Regions from separate parts of the Homo sapiens genome. Here regions 1 and 2 are each linked to region 3. The links are chromatin contacts, found by Hi-C or POLR2A ChIA-PET in ENCODE. All regions are on one chromosome and are shown on one strand. Each heading gives the region's core, a stretch centred on a gene start or an enhancer-like site at or near the end of the contact. The rest is flanking DNA. Distances are from core to core; before and after follow the strand shown.

Region 1 (4,776 bases), core at 2,084-4,583, 72 kb before region 3:
AACAAGTGATCTTTGAATGTTGCCATGTCAGGAGGGCAGGGAATTGCCAATGTGTGGAGCAACAGCTCATTAGGAAACGTGCCTTGATTTCTCAGTCATATTGTGCTGTGCTTCAAATGTGTCTCATGTCTCCTATGCAGCGTGTCACAGTGTCATTTGACATCAATCATGTTGGCAGGGCAGCAGACCCCCCCCGCCCCACCGATACATACATTTTTTGTTTTGTTTTATTTTGAAATAGATACAGCCTTCTTGTCATTCTTTTTTTTTTTTAATTTTTTTTAAAATTTTTTTGAGACAAGAGTGTCGCTCTATTGCTGAGGTTGGAGTGGCACTATCTCGGCTCACTGCAACCTCCGCCTCCAGGGTTCAAGTGATTCTCCTGCCTCAGCCTCCTGAGTAGCTGGGACTACAGGCACCCGCCACCACACCCGGCTAAGTTTTGTATTTTTAGTAGAGACGGTGTCTCACCATGTTGGCCAGGCTGGCCTCGAACTCTTGGCCTCAAGTGATCTGCCTGCCTCTGCCTCCCAAAATGCTGGGATCACAGGCATGAGCCACCATGCTTGGCCGTCATTCTTAATAGACACCAGGATACTGAAAAATGCTTTGCCACTCAGAAAAACAAGGGTACAAGCATGATACTATATGGCCACTCTCATTCCACTTCAGTGTGTGTGTATGGTGGGGGCACAAAAGGGATGGGTGGAGACTGTGGCAAACCGGTGAGCCCACACCCCTCCCAGGTGGGCAGCTGCACCAGCTCTTGTGGCTGGCACCCTGCAGGCATGCTGCCTCGACTGGAAATCTACATTTTTATGTGTAATCTCTCTCACACATCCTGAAGCCAAACACAACTTGCCTGTGGGCTATCATCTAAAATTCGGAGGCTAGCTGGAGTCCGCTCTGGAATAAGTCTGCCTGGCCATCCTTCCCAGCTCTTCCCCTTATTAACTGTGTTATCAAGATGTTAATCTCTCAGTTATTTAATACCTCAGTTTCCTCATCTGTCAAGTGCAGATCAGAATTTTGCCTACATCTGAGGGTTGTTATAAGGATTAATGAAAAGCCTTGGAACCCACTGTCTGGTGCCTGGACGCGCATGGTTAATGCCTGGCATTCTTTGTGTCTCTTTTTACAAGCGCAGGGTGACCACAGGTCCCAGTTTGCCGGGGGCAGGCCTGGTTCATGCTTGTGGTGCTGGTGTAATGATCACTAACTTGCCATTTCATTGTCGGTATTGACGTAAATGATATGATTTGCCTAGAGAAGCAAATACTGGCACAGTGCTGTTTAGGACTCTGATGAGGTTTAGACCTAATAGAAAGGCCATGGTCCAGGTTCCTTGAACATCCCTGGACAAGTCACTTAACCTTTCTGTGTTCAGTTTCCCGTTCTAAACGATTGGCAAGATGAATTCTAAGATCCCTCCATTCACAGTCATTCTGTCATTTGACAAACATCTTTTTTTTTTTTTTTTTAAACGCAGTCTCGCTCTGTCGCCAGGCTGGAGTGCAGTAGTGCGATCTCGGCTCACTGCAACCTCCGCCTCCTGGGTTCAAGCAATTCTTCTGCCTCAGCCTCCCAAGTAGCTGGGACTACAGGCGAACGCCACCACGCCCAGCAAATTTTTGTACTTTTAGTAGAGACAGGGTTTCACCATGTTGGCCAGAATGGTCTCTATCTCTTGACCTCGTGATCCACCCACCTCGGCCTCCCAGAGTGCTGGGATTACAGGCGTGAGCCACTGCGCCCGGCCGACAAACATCTTTCACAAGCTCAGACTCATGCCAGGCAAAGGTCCAGGGCATGGAGAAGCCAGGGGCAGAGCCTGGGTCCTCAGTGGGCACTTGGCCAGTGAAAACCTCCAGTGCAGGTTGTTGGGAATCTCTACCTTTTTTGTCAAGTGTTACTTGAAAGACCATTACCAAGAAATTGAATTGAAAGTTAATTTTTTTCTCCTTCTTTACGGAGACGAGTTTCACTCTGTCCCCCAGGCTAGAGTGCAGTGGTGCGATCTGGGCTCACTGTAACCTCCTCCTCCCGGGTTCAAGCAATTCTCCTGCCTCAGTCTCCTCAGGCATACACCACCACATCTGCCACCATACCCAGCTAATTTTTGTATTTTTATTAGAGATGGAGTTTCACCATGTTGGCCAGGCTGGTCTCAAACTCCTGGCCTTAAGTGATCCACCTGCCTCGGCCTCCCAAAATGCTGGAATTAAAGGCGTGAGCCACCGCGCCCTGCCTGACTGTTAATATTTTAAACCTCAGTTTCTCAGGAACTAATCATTCTGGTTGAATACATTTTGCTACACATTTCTTTTGTTTGTGGGGGGGTATCTAAGTTGTTTTTTTCTTTTAAGTCAGAAAACATAAATTTTCACTATGGAAAATTGTAAATTACAGAAAGGCCCAAAGATTTTCTTCATTTCTGCTGACTCTTCAATGAACCAGAGGGGCACGTGTAATATTTCCGCTTTCGGTTACTCCCCACCCCACACACCTTGTAGACACTTTGTCAAAACTACATTTTAAAAAAATGCTTTCCCCCAAATTCGTATGGATGTCTCCTAATAAAGTCACGCAGTCACTCACTGGTTCGTCCTCAATCAACCAGGCGTGGAGTCCTAACCTGTCCATGATTTTAAGAAAGGGCAGGCGCACAACACCCCCGCACGGAGAAATGAACAGGTGTGGCTCGGCAGAGGCCTTCCGCACCTGCGTTATGGAGTGGTGGCCGCTGTCGGCGATGGGGTCCCCGCGAGGGCACAAGTGATCGCGTGGCCACGGCGAGGCTCTGCCTCCGCCCCCGCGCTCCGGGTCCCATTCCCGAATTCTGCCCTCAGCGGCCTGGTCAATGAGGTTGGATCGTTGGCCCAGAAAGCCACTTCCTGCCGCGACTGGAGCCAGCCGTCGTTGTGAAAATTCCCCCCACGGGGAAGGAAGTGGCTCTTGGGCTGTTTATTTTGGCTGCGGGCTAGCAGACGGCGCCAGGGGCAGCGGCCACGCAGACCGGGCATTTGTCTAGCTGGGCGGGAGGCGGCGGAGCGGGAAGTGCCACAGATTGAGGGGCGCACGGCGGTGGAGGGAGGGGCGCCCAGTGGAGAGGGGGCTCACGGTGACAGAGGAAGTGGCGCCGCTTGGGGGGGTGCACGATGGCAGGGGGAGGGGTGCTCGGTGGAGGGAGGGGCACACGGTGGCGGGGGGAGGGGCGTGCCGCAGATTGAGGGCGAACGGTGGCTTGGGGAGGGGCGCTCCTTGGAGTTGGGGGCGCACGATGGCGGGGGCAGGGGTGCCCCTTGGGAGCAGAAGCAGAGAAGACTCGGAACTCCAAGAGCAGGTGGATCTGGGAGCCCCAGATCCTGGGCACTGGGTTGGGGGAGAAAGGGGTCAAGGTGTGCCCGCCCCCGGGATGCTCGGACTCTGGGGATCCAGGCCTGGTGACCCCCGGTGAGGAAGAGCCAGTGGGAGGAAAGGGCCGGGCGCTGCCCGGAGCAGAGGCTGGAGGCGAGAGCGATTGCTGCTTGCTGTAGCGCGGCCGCTCTCCAGTTCCTCCGGCAAGGGGGGCCTGGGGGAGGACTGGCCGAAAATACTGTGATGCTTTGGTCTAAGACAAAAGCCAGCAGGGGATGAGATCAAACACCATGACACTGCGAAGGGGAAGGCCAGCGCGGGTGAGGATTTGCCTTCCCAGAGAACCCCAGGGGCGGGGCTAGCTTCCACTCAGCCCGCATTACCCCCACCCCCGCCCCCACCCCCGGGGCGGGGTCTGGAGGATCAGCAAAACCGCGGGAAAGGTGACAGTCGCCTTCCCCACCACCGCCTGCATTTAGTAGGTGGAGGGACAGTCCCACCTCTCCACCCATTCCCTGCCAGAGTGTGATTTAATGTCTTCCTAGAACACAGGATATCACAGTCTGCAGCACAGAGATTTGAAGTGGGGAGAAAAGCATCTCTGGAAATGACTGGTGGGGGAAGCCCGCCACTGCTCTACAAAGGGTGGCCTGTGACAGCAACAGCGCAACACTGGGACTGTGTGTGTAGGTTTTAGGCACAAGCACTTTAAGCTGTGGGAGGAAAGCAGTTTGGCCTGGCTGGGATGGAGGGGCTGTTGGGGAGGAGGGAGGAGGGTGTGAAAAGGGGAAGGTGGCCGGTAGAGGGAAACCCACCATGGTTCAGGATGTCGGTGGGGATGTTGCACAGTTGGGCGGGGTATTGGGCTTCGATATCATGTAACCCCCGTCCTCCATGGAAGCAATGCCCCCCTCGTCCAGCCCAGGATCTAATGTGCATGCATGTACGTGGACACAGTCTCTAGCCAGGGGTGGTGCAGGGTGGGGTGCTGGGTCCCCAGGGTTGGCCTCTTAGCAGGGTGGGGCTGGCAGCTTCTGCTGACTCAAGGACATTTCCAGGCCTGGCCTGGAGGTTAAGCAGCTCATTGAAAACAGCTGCTCCTCTTGGCTGGCGGCCCTTTCAGGCGGCCTCTGGCTCTCCCTGGGATGACCCCTCGCCTCTGCGTGGCCTGGGGAGGGGCAGTGAAGGGAGAGAGGCTCAGAGGCTGGAGGCCACCCTGCCATGCCCTCAGGGATGGAACTGAGTCCCCTCCAGGGCTGGCCAGCTGTCCTCCAGCCCCCAGCTTTCCAGGAGCTAAGCCAGGTGGTCGCTGGGCCCTGCGTTCCTGCCTGCAGCCTTTGCTCCTGCGGTTGGGCAGCTTGGACCGCCTTCCTTGTCCTTGGAATGCCTTCCTTGTCCTTGTCTCTGCTTGTGCCTTTC
Region 2 (4,545 bases), core at 766-3,265, 97 kb before region 3:
GCAGTCGGTGCTTGTTGAGCCGGTGGGTGAAGAGACGAGAGCACACCTCCTGTGTGCCCGGCATGGCGGGACCTGGTGCCGGCAAGTGGTGGGCTCTCTGGCCTCATGCTCTGCGCTGGTGATGTCAAGGGGTGGGCTTCTGTCCTGCCACTGATAGTAGGAGGGAAGGCCAGCAGGAAACGCCGAAACCTACTCAAGCTGCTGGAGAAGGGGGAATCCAGCCCTGTTTCAGGGGAAGGAGTATCCTGTGTTCTGAGAGCGAGAGAGCAGCTTAGCCGGCAAATCCTTAAATCCTTCAGAGATTACAGGATTGTGCAAGAGGGAAGGCCAAGAGGGGGACCTCTGAGGCAGCTCCAGCATGGCCTGTTGTGTGCAGAGGACTGAGATCCCAGAACATGCCACACCAAGAAGACATGTCCCAAGGGGCAGTGGAGCCACAGCCACCAGAAGGGACCTGGCCCTGTCGGACCTGCTGAAGCTAGCCGTGGAGTGCAGGGGCTTTGTTGGTCTGGCTGCTAACCAAAGGGTGGCTAATGGGACCCTTTCCAGGGGCCTCTAGGGGATTTCAGTGGGGGCTTGCTTCGAGGCTCTATTACCACTGGACTGTTTACCAAGAGCCTCAGCCTGACAGAGATGGGAAGAGACGAGTGAGCATTTCTGACCCAACACCCCCACTGCAGAGTTGGGGAAACATTTACCCAAGATAGGAGGAATAAAAAGGAAAAAAATTGAATTTATTTCCAAAAAACATACCAAGGTGGACAAGATAGGAAACAATACAATTTATATTACAGTTTTATTATTATTTAAAAATTTTATATTAACAAAATGAGATGGGATCTGCCTATGTTGCCCAGGCTGGTCTTCAACTCCTGGGCTCAATCTCCTCGGCCTCCGAAAGTGTGATTACAGGCGTGAGCCACCGCACCCGGCCCATATTACAGTTTCATAGTGTTTTTGATTACTCGTGGTAGGAGAAATGTGTCTTCTTTGCACTTGGGGTCTCAACGTCTCAGTCCTGCCCTATGCCCCGAGACCCCAAGAGGCTTTCCCAAGGTCAGGCAGGGAATCCGCAGAGAGGCAGGGCTGGACTCCAGCATCCTGACTCCCCAGTTCGTGCTCTGTGCTGCAGAGACCTGTTGCGTAACACTGAGTAACTGTGGATTGTCTAACCTTTTATGAAATTTCCAGCTGGTCTTTTGCTACCGGCCAGCAGTCCAGTTGGTGGGAGTGATGATGCCGGTCTTCTGAGACGTCCAGTGGACAGATTTTCCCCAGGTTTCTGGATGCAGCCCCAACAAGCAAAAGTGCTACACTCCTGCACCGGGAACACTGACACAGGGGTCACGAAAATGCTAAAACAAGACGTGCAAGAATTGTTGCGCTCCGCACACGTAACAAGGGCTCTGCCTCCCCCTCCCCCAATCTTCGCCCTGGTGGCCAGGCCCTGGGCTCCGCCCCTTCCCCACCAGACCGGGGGAGGGGTCCTCCTCGGCATGGAGGTAGGGGATGCTAGGCTGCTGGAGACGCCCGCAGAAAGAGGCGGGATGGCGGGGCGGATGCTGGCGGCCCGGGTCTGGCCACCTGGGTCAGCTGCACGCCCCCGCCCCGGGCTGGCCGGACCTCGTAGCCCAGGTCCCACCACGCCGTGAAGTTTGCGGAAAGTTTTGCAGTTGCTTCCCCGCCCGCGCCAGCGGGGGAGTTGTGACGCAGCGTCTGGGGATCCTGGCCGGGACAGAAGAGAGGGAAGGCGAGGCGGGGAGAGACTGGGAAACAGAGCAGCAAGAGAAAGGGCGCACGCTGGGGTCCTCCTGGACCCGGCGTGTCCTCCTCTCCGCCACCCCTTTCTCTCCCTCCCGACGCTCTAGCCCCAGACCCGCGCCTCCTCCCCTTCCCCTCCCACGCTGCCCACTTCCCTTCCCCTCTACCCCTCGAACCCTCCTCCCCGGTTCTGCGCTCCTCCCTCCGCCCTCCCTCCGCCCGGGCTGCCTCCTCCCTCCTCCTCCCCGGGAGGCATCACTTCGTCCCGACCCGGAGGAGGACGCGAGCCCCTTGCGGGCGGTCATCACAGCCCAGCCTCGGGGCTGCCACAGCGCGTTGCGCCTGTGCGCCCTCGGTCCCCGCGTCCACTGAGCGCCGCGCTCGGGGATGGGGCCCGGCCGGCCGGCCCCCGCGCCCTGGCCTCGTCACCTGCTGCGCTGCGTCCTGCTCCTCGGGTGCCTGCACCTCGGCCGTCCCGGCGCCCCTGGGGACGCCGCCCTCCCGGGTAAGGCGCTGCCAACTTGGCCAACTTCAGGGCCCGGGCGGGGGGAGCGCCGAGGCGCGGGCCGCTCTCGACTTTTCCCTCCTTTTCCCCCCTCTTTTCTCCAGAAGCGTGTGTGCGTGTGTGTGTGACTGGGTTTTTAAAACTCGTCTCCGCTTTTCTGAAAGCGGGGGAGGAGAGGGGAGGAGGAGCGCGCCTAGAGGTGGGGGAGGACCTGAGTGGAACCAGATGTGGCGGGCGGCGGGGGAGGGGAGCCCGGGGGACTCCAGCAGCCTAGGAGGAAGCGGGTGGGCTCTTGAGGACCCCCGCGCACCGCGCTCCCGGACCACCCGGCGCCGGCCCGTCCTCGGCAGGGGACCTGCAGGGCGCGCCCGGGGAGCCAGGGCTCTCTGTCCGGGAGTTCCCGGGCCCAGTCTCCTCGCTCTGCCCCAGGACTGATGCGTTAGGACGGCTTTCCAACTATCCGCGAGGGTTCGTTTCCCCCACCTTCCCCCCGCCCCCTGCATCTCGTGGGCGTTGATATTTTCTTTTCCACACTTAGTCTTCAAGGAGGCTTGTGGCGCGCGGCATCCGCCCCGCGTGAGCTCGGCAGCCCTGTGAGGAGGCTCCTGCCACTGGGACGCAGCAACAGGCTGGGCGCCGCCGTGCTGTGATGTTGCGTAGCGTGGGCAGCTCTGGGCACACTAGTGGCCCTCCAGAGGGGACAGACCTTGAGCGGCAAAAGAGCTGCTAAAGATTTTAAAACCCAACGAACAGGAAACAAAACAAAAATCAGAAAACCCCAAAACTGTGCCATTCTCTTCCTGCTCCTTATTCAGGGGTAACAGTGAAGTGTGGGGACAGACAGATCCCTCGCCAAGAATCTAAGAGTTGAAAGGAAAGATCCACTTCCTGGGGGAGTGGGGGTGGGGGTGTCTGGAGTGACCGGGGGAATCGCCCGGCCCAGCTTGGTCCTGCTGGCTGTTTAATTGGGGGATGGGGACAGTCCGTGCAGTGTCTGCAGTTTTGTGCAAGGACCAGACAGCCCCCTGGAGAGTCTGGGGCCTCCAGCCTGGCCCGTGCTTGCTGGGTTGGCCTGGCGTGACGTAGGCACAAGACACATATCTGCCAGATGGGAAAGGTGGGGGCCACGGTGACCCACATTCACACCAACCGGAGACCCCCGGGGCAATTCTGGGCCCACCTGGCATTGAATGTGGGACAGACACAAACCAGGCCGGGTAACCCCCTAACCCACTGCAGGGCGGCCTCACAGGCAGTTCCCCTACCTCCTCGCACTCCTGCCTTCCTCTGCTCCTCTGCGCAGGGCCTCAGGAGGCAGGCGGTGGGAAGGGGTGGGGAGGATGGCCATTCCCAGAGCTCCAGAGCACACTTTAAAGCCAGGCCCTGGGAGAGAGTTGTGGCCAGAGTGCTGACTCGGCCTTTCCCCCTGGAGCTTTTCATAGAGGGGGCTGGAAGTGCCTGGTGAGAGGCCCGGTCAGGGAGGACAAGGACGCCTGGAGTGTCCCTCCTCCTCCTGGTCTCTGTGCCTGGCCCTCCCTGGGGCTGTGTCCAGGGATGAATAGCCTCAGAGGGTCCCCTTCCCGTTGGCACTGCATTGACCACACCCTGAGGAGGCTTGGATCTGGGTGGCAGGCAGTGTGAGGTCTTCCAGCAGCAGCTGAGCAGGAGGAGGATGGAGCTGCTGCAGGTTCCTTCCCTCGGAACCGTGCCCTCTGCACAGAGTGCGCTTGCCCCTGCCCTGCCAAATTCCACTGGGCCCTACCCTGGGAAGCCTGTTCAGAGCCTCTGGGCCGAATTCCTTGCCCGAAGAGCTGGCAGCCCCTAGTACCTGGTGAATTACGTTGTTGTTGGGAGGAATTCACCAGCACCAGAGACCAAATAGCCCAGGAAATGCATGTGGGAGGTAGGGTGTGGCAGGCCAGTGCTGCTGGGGGCGAGGCTTATGCCAGGCAGGGCAGGGGCTGCGTGTGGGCAGTTTCCTGACCACCATGGGGGAGCCCTGTGTGCCCAGAGCACGGGGCAGGGGCAGCGAGGCGGCAGTGCCTTCTTGGTGCGTGATGGTGGAATCCATCTTTTCTCCACCTTGGTGGAGTGGCCCGCGGAGACTGTCACTGGAAGGAGTCCTCTTTGTTAGTTGCCATATTACCGCATTTCTGGAGCATGCAGTTTGCTCAGCCTTGAGCCAAGTTCTTGGGGAGGAGGGAAGGTAGAGAAGAGTGTAAGATGCATCCTCTGGAAAAAGAAAATCGTGTGGGAGAATGAAACGTGGAACAGTGAAC
Region 3 (4,405 bases), core at 1,508-4,007:
CTAAAAATACAAAAATTAGGTGGGTGTGGTGGCACACGCCTGTAATCCCAGCTACTCAGGAGGCTGAGGTGGGAGGATCGCTTGAACCTGTGAGGCAGAGTTTGCAGTGAGATTGTGCCACTGCATTCCCGCCTGGGCGACAGAGTGAGACTCTGTCTCAAAAAAAAAAAAAAAAAAAAAAGGCTTTTCAACTCTCTAATACTCTAATTTAGTGGCAGGTCTTCTCAGAGAAGTAAGCTAAATGGATATTGTCAGACTCCTGCCAGCAGAGACCTTCTACATTTCTTAGATCAGGGAAGGGGAATGTCTTCTCGCCCTGCCCCTCTAACATACTTTAACCTGTGGAGGCAGAGTGGCCACATTTCTTACCTGAGATTGCTGGTGCTTCTGGTAGAACTCAATCATGTTAAAGTCACCCAGGTCAACCAGCAGGCCTTGCTTACACATCTCACAGGTCTTCACGGCACCAAGATCTGCTCCTTAAATTGGATAAAGAATTATATGTACATATAACCATGGGTCTGTTTGTGTTAGCACTTTGGACAGGTGATATTTGGGGAGTGAACTTGTGTGTGTTATGAATTCTGAGCTTCAGTGACCTTCCTTTAAAGCCAGCCATCTTCTGTAGAAAATGACCTTGAATCTGAGAGCTGAAAAATTTCCTTTGTAGTCATCTATTATGCAAGCTTCATAGAAGTGAAATTCCCACGACTTTTAAATAGCAGATCTTGCTTTCTATTTAAATATAAACAGGATGGTTCATAAACTTGGAATTGCTGCACAGAGGCTAAGAGTCTGTAACACAGGTGTTTGTAAAAAGAGTGACTATTCAGCTTTTTTTTTTTTTATTGTAGACCCAACACAGGTCCAAGTAAATAAATTAGTGAGGACCAAAATAGATGGCAGAAGCTATTCTCGATCAATGGCTTAAAAATCTGCCTTTACTCCTGCCCAGGTAACATTGCCACCTGAGAACAGTGAGGGAGCGAGGGGCCAGGTGTGGGTACTAGTTACAGTAGTACCCAGGGCCAGCTCATCAGCCTGAGCTCAGACTCATCGGGGAAAAGGAATATGAGAAGGCTTCCTTTGTTGCTGTTTTTATAAAAACAGGCATTCTAGATCAGCATTTTTATCCTATTCCCCAATGCAAAAGTGGAGGATGCAGAGCTGGGCTGTTATGTCTAAGCAAACATTCTGCCAGACAGTTTCTCCCCCTTAGTTGCGGCTTTTGACTAATGATGTACTGGTGTTTATTTTATGCATTAGAAAATAAAAGACCTATTAGTTACCTGCATGTATTTGGTAAAAATAGGGCTTGTGCAGTTTCATACCTCCATTCTATTTCCCCACTGGGGATATAAAGAAACAGTAAATAATAGAGACTTTCAAAGGGCAAGGATGAACAGGAAGTAATCCCTTATCTGCATTTTGTTCGCTTGACTTTTTTTTTTTTTTTTTTTAGCGTCATTCAGTAACGCTTTAGGCTACCAAATGTCCCATGAGTCTTCCGATCGAATCCTACTGAACACACCCATACAAGCGTTGACATTTATGAGCATAGCAGCATTTTCATGACATGTTTCACAGGTAACTTTTTCTGTGTTAGATGTTTAATTGGCCCAAATTTCTAGGAAGATAAAGGATTGCATGGCAGAGTCGTTAGCAACCAAAATCTACTCGTTTTCTTCCCTCTCTGAAGGACTGAATATTTTGCTCGTTATATGGATATGCGTTTAAGCATCTTGATCAGTGGACTTATATTTCTTATGCTAGGGAAGTTGCATAAAACGGGCTCCATGGATGACACAGTAATATGATTACCCCACGTGTTCATTCTCTGATTCCATGGTGTGCTGTCCTTGGTGAGGGGGCGTGGCAACACCTCATGGGGACAGGGTAAAGCTCTAAGTCTCCCTGCAGCCTGGATAGTGACGGCTAAGGAGAAGGATATGGAAGACGGGGAGAAATAGGATCTGGCTGTGGGGGGATATGTTTTCAGAGATGTGTGTCTGAAAGAAGCCGCAGCTATTTTCTGATCAAGTTGCTCTTTGCACTGATGTTCCATGCATTTTTTTTTTTTTTTTGCTTAAAGTTGATCTCATTCCTAAAGCCATGCTTTAAAGAAACCTTCTGTTCTCTGCCCAGAAAACTACAGCCGACCTACCGATGTGGTTGTATTTAGGTTATAACCTGCTCAGGGAGTTGAGAAGGTGCCGCACACCCAGTTATAAGATGCTAGGGAGCTGACAAAATCAGCACATGGAAATTTCTTTATCTAATATGGTTCTAGACAATCAGATCAGCACTCTTATCCCTATTGCTAAAAGGCAGCTTTGTTTAGTTTCTTAGGTGACCCCCAAATAAAAGGAAGTAGGATGTGTGTGCTGGGGGTCTCTCATGAGGGACCTTCTGAAGTATTTTGCTGGGTGTCTGCTAGCTGGGCACGGCTACTGTGTGTCTGCTGAGCTTCCACCGCTGACCCACTTCTATTTCCTTCCTCCTGAGAGGCGATCTTAGCATCTCTGCTCAGGCCTCAAGCAGAGGTAGAATTCAATAGCATTTGTTCCCAGGAGTCTTCTCTCAGATAAAAGCAAAAAACAAAAAACAAACCAAAACAAAAACAAACAAAAAACCCCCAACTCCCTCCCATAGTTTAAAGACAGCTTTTATGAGCAAGGATCTGGAGCTCAGCCACGTGTCCCTGAGTCGCTGTTCTGCGGAGGAGAGTGAGCTGATGACAAGGCTCCGGGGCCCACACCGTGGTGCCTCATGTTAATTACATGTCGTGGCACGTTCACTGCACTTCCTTCCCCACCTACCTGATGTTATTTTCACTTTCAGCCACTTTTTCAGGCACTCTTGATGAACAAACTGCAGGCTTCCCACACAGCCGCAAGGCTCCAGGAGGGGGTTGCTTGGGGAACCCCCGGCTATCTGACAGATGCGACACAAGTCTCCCTCCTCCTCGGAGTCCTCCTCCAGGAGACTAAATGTGAAAACAAGCCCTCGTGACCAGGAGGCTACACGTTTGCAGTTTCTACAAATACCAGTTCCCAGAGCATTGACAGAGAAGGAAGAGGGCTCCTGGTACTCACCCGCTGCCCCCTCTGACCCTAGTGAGATGATTTTTGATAACACAGGCACAAATTCTCTCTTTTTTTTTGAAACAGAGTCTCACTCCGTTGCCCAGGCCGGAGTGCAGTGGCACAATATTGGCCCACTGCAGCCTCAACCTCCTCAGGCTCTGGTGATCCTCCCACTTCAGCCTCCCAAGTAGCTGGATTACAGGTGCATGCCACCACACCTGGCTATTTTAAAAATTATTTTGTAGAGATGGAGTCTCACGATGTTGCCCAGACTGGTCTTGAACTCCTGGGCTGAAGCGATCCACATGCCTTGGCCTCCCAAAGTGCTGGGATTACAGGTGTGAGCCCCTGGGCCTGGCTGAGGCACAAATTCTTGTAACAGGCTTCTTTGCAATTGTCAATACGTGTGAGCTGACATGGAGGACCAGCACTGCCACCATAAATCAAGAGGTAAAGGGAAATGGCTACAGAATCATTTTCAAACTGGAGTCAAGGCCAGGAGCCCCTCTCCCTGCCAGGAAGTTGGTGGGGGTGGCATACTGGTGAGTGCATGGGATTCGTGGTCAGGGGGCCTGGGTTTGAGGCCAGCCTCTGAAACTTGTGAGTTGTGTGACTTTGGATAAGTTCCTTAATCTTCCCAAGACCCTGTTTCCTCATCTGTACAATGAGGGTCATGGTGATAACACCACTGCCACCTACTTCCTAGGGCTGTGGCCAGGCTGGCTACGTGTGACAATGAGGAACCTGTTCTGCAAACTGTAAAGTACATCTAGTGTCTGGCAAGGTGTTGTGCACAGAGTTCACTTAATAGATGTTGGTTTAGGTGGATGATGAACCAATAAACCTGGACACAATCTCCCGAATAACACCACACATGCCAACAAATGACATCAGCATTCCAGAATGTAAGCGGCTGGAATCTGATGAAGATAAGAACTAACGAAAATGTAAGTAAAGATATTTGTGTCTAATAAATGGTGAGTGAAGAATAGCTGGTCGATGTTCATGTTGGGAGGTTTTAAGAAGCCTAAGGCTATTTTCTTTTCTTTAGAGTCCTCACGGGACTGGGGGCCATCTGGTCAAGGAAAGGAAACTGGCTAGAGACTAAAATCAAAAGAGGAAGAAATGGACATTGCTCTGGATGGAGAAATATATGCTCAATTTCTTGAAAGACTTTTTTCCCCATGAAAGGGCAGCTCAGTGTAAAGAAGCAGAATTACAGTTTTCCATTATGGACATTCTCAATAACTTAAAGACATTTTCAACATTCAGACTTCAATACATTTCAACATAATTTCCATATTTTCGTAAGTAATCAG

The links. A loop is a pair of places that touch in the nucleus more often than their neighbours do. ChIA-PET counts read pairs that join two places held with the same protein, here RNA polymerase II (POLR2A). Pooled maps may share reads with other maps.
Region 1: a map with no recorded cell type shows a loop between it and region 3 (14-fold over the local background). The contact joins two enhancer-like sites. A Hi-C loop is called at or near these places in 1 of 168 maps with a recorded cell type or tissue (endothelial cell of hepatic sinusoid), 19 of 37 single-sample maps with no recorded cell type and 14 of 50 pooled maps. POLR2A ChIA-PET finds 5 or more read pairs at or near these places in 2 of 52 experiments (activated CD8-positive, alpha-beta T cell and naive thymus-derived CD4-positive, alpha-beta T cell).
Region 2: a loop to region 3 is called in a pooled map, with 6 times the contacts of the local background. The contact joins the promoter of MRC2 here to the enhancer-like site in region 3. A Hi-C loop is called at or near these places in 5 of 50 pooled maps. POLR2A ChIA-PET finds 5 or more read pairs at or near these places in 4 of 52 experiments (Caco-2, HEK293, WTC11 and 1 more).

Annotation. Positions count from the first base shown.
Region 1 is chr17:62,649,623-62,654,398 of GRCh38, forward strand. The region is part of intron 1 of MRC2 (mannose receptor C-type 2); the gene reads left to right. Among named protein-coding and RNA genes, the nearest start is that of MRC2, 24 kb to the left of the region's middle. RefSeq lists enhancers at 2,231-2,942, 2,943-3,653, 4,366-4,776. Within about 2 kb of position 3,334, at least 27 of the 41 ENCODE cell types and tissues checked have a DNase peak (open chromatin) inside an H3K27ac peak, as active enhancers do.
Region 2 is chr17:62,625,655-62,630,199 of GRCh38, forward strand. It overlaps MRC2 (mannose receptor C-type 2), which reads left to right and starts at 2,016. Exons shown (of 30, transcript NM_006039.5): 1 at 2,016-2,266. The coding sequence starts at 2,149. LOC107985020 (a long non-coding RNA gene) reads right to left here and starts at 2,396. Exons shown (of 2, transcript XR_001752961.3): 1 at 2,191-2,396; 2 at 783-1,355. RefSeq lists enhancers at 1-241, 242-742 and silencers at 1,936-2,375, 2,576-2,645.
Region 3 is chr17:62,722,119-62,726,523 of GRCh38, forward strand. MARCHF10 (membrane associated ring-CH-type finger 10) reads right to left here. Exons shown (of 11, transcript NM_152598.4): 7 at 2,820-2,986; 8 at 370-479. All of the region lies in intron 2 of MARCHF10-AS1 (MARCHF10 antisense RNA 1), which reads left to right. Among named protein-coding and RNA genes, the nearest start is that of MARCHF10-AS1, 18 kb to the left of the region's middle. RefSeq lists an enhancer at 2,811-2,890. Within about 2 kb of position 2,758, at least 8 of the 41 ENCODE cell types and tissues checked have a DNase peak (open chromatin) inside an H3K27ac peak, as active enhancers do.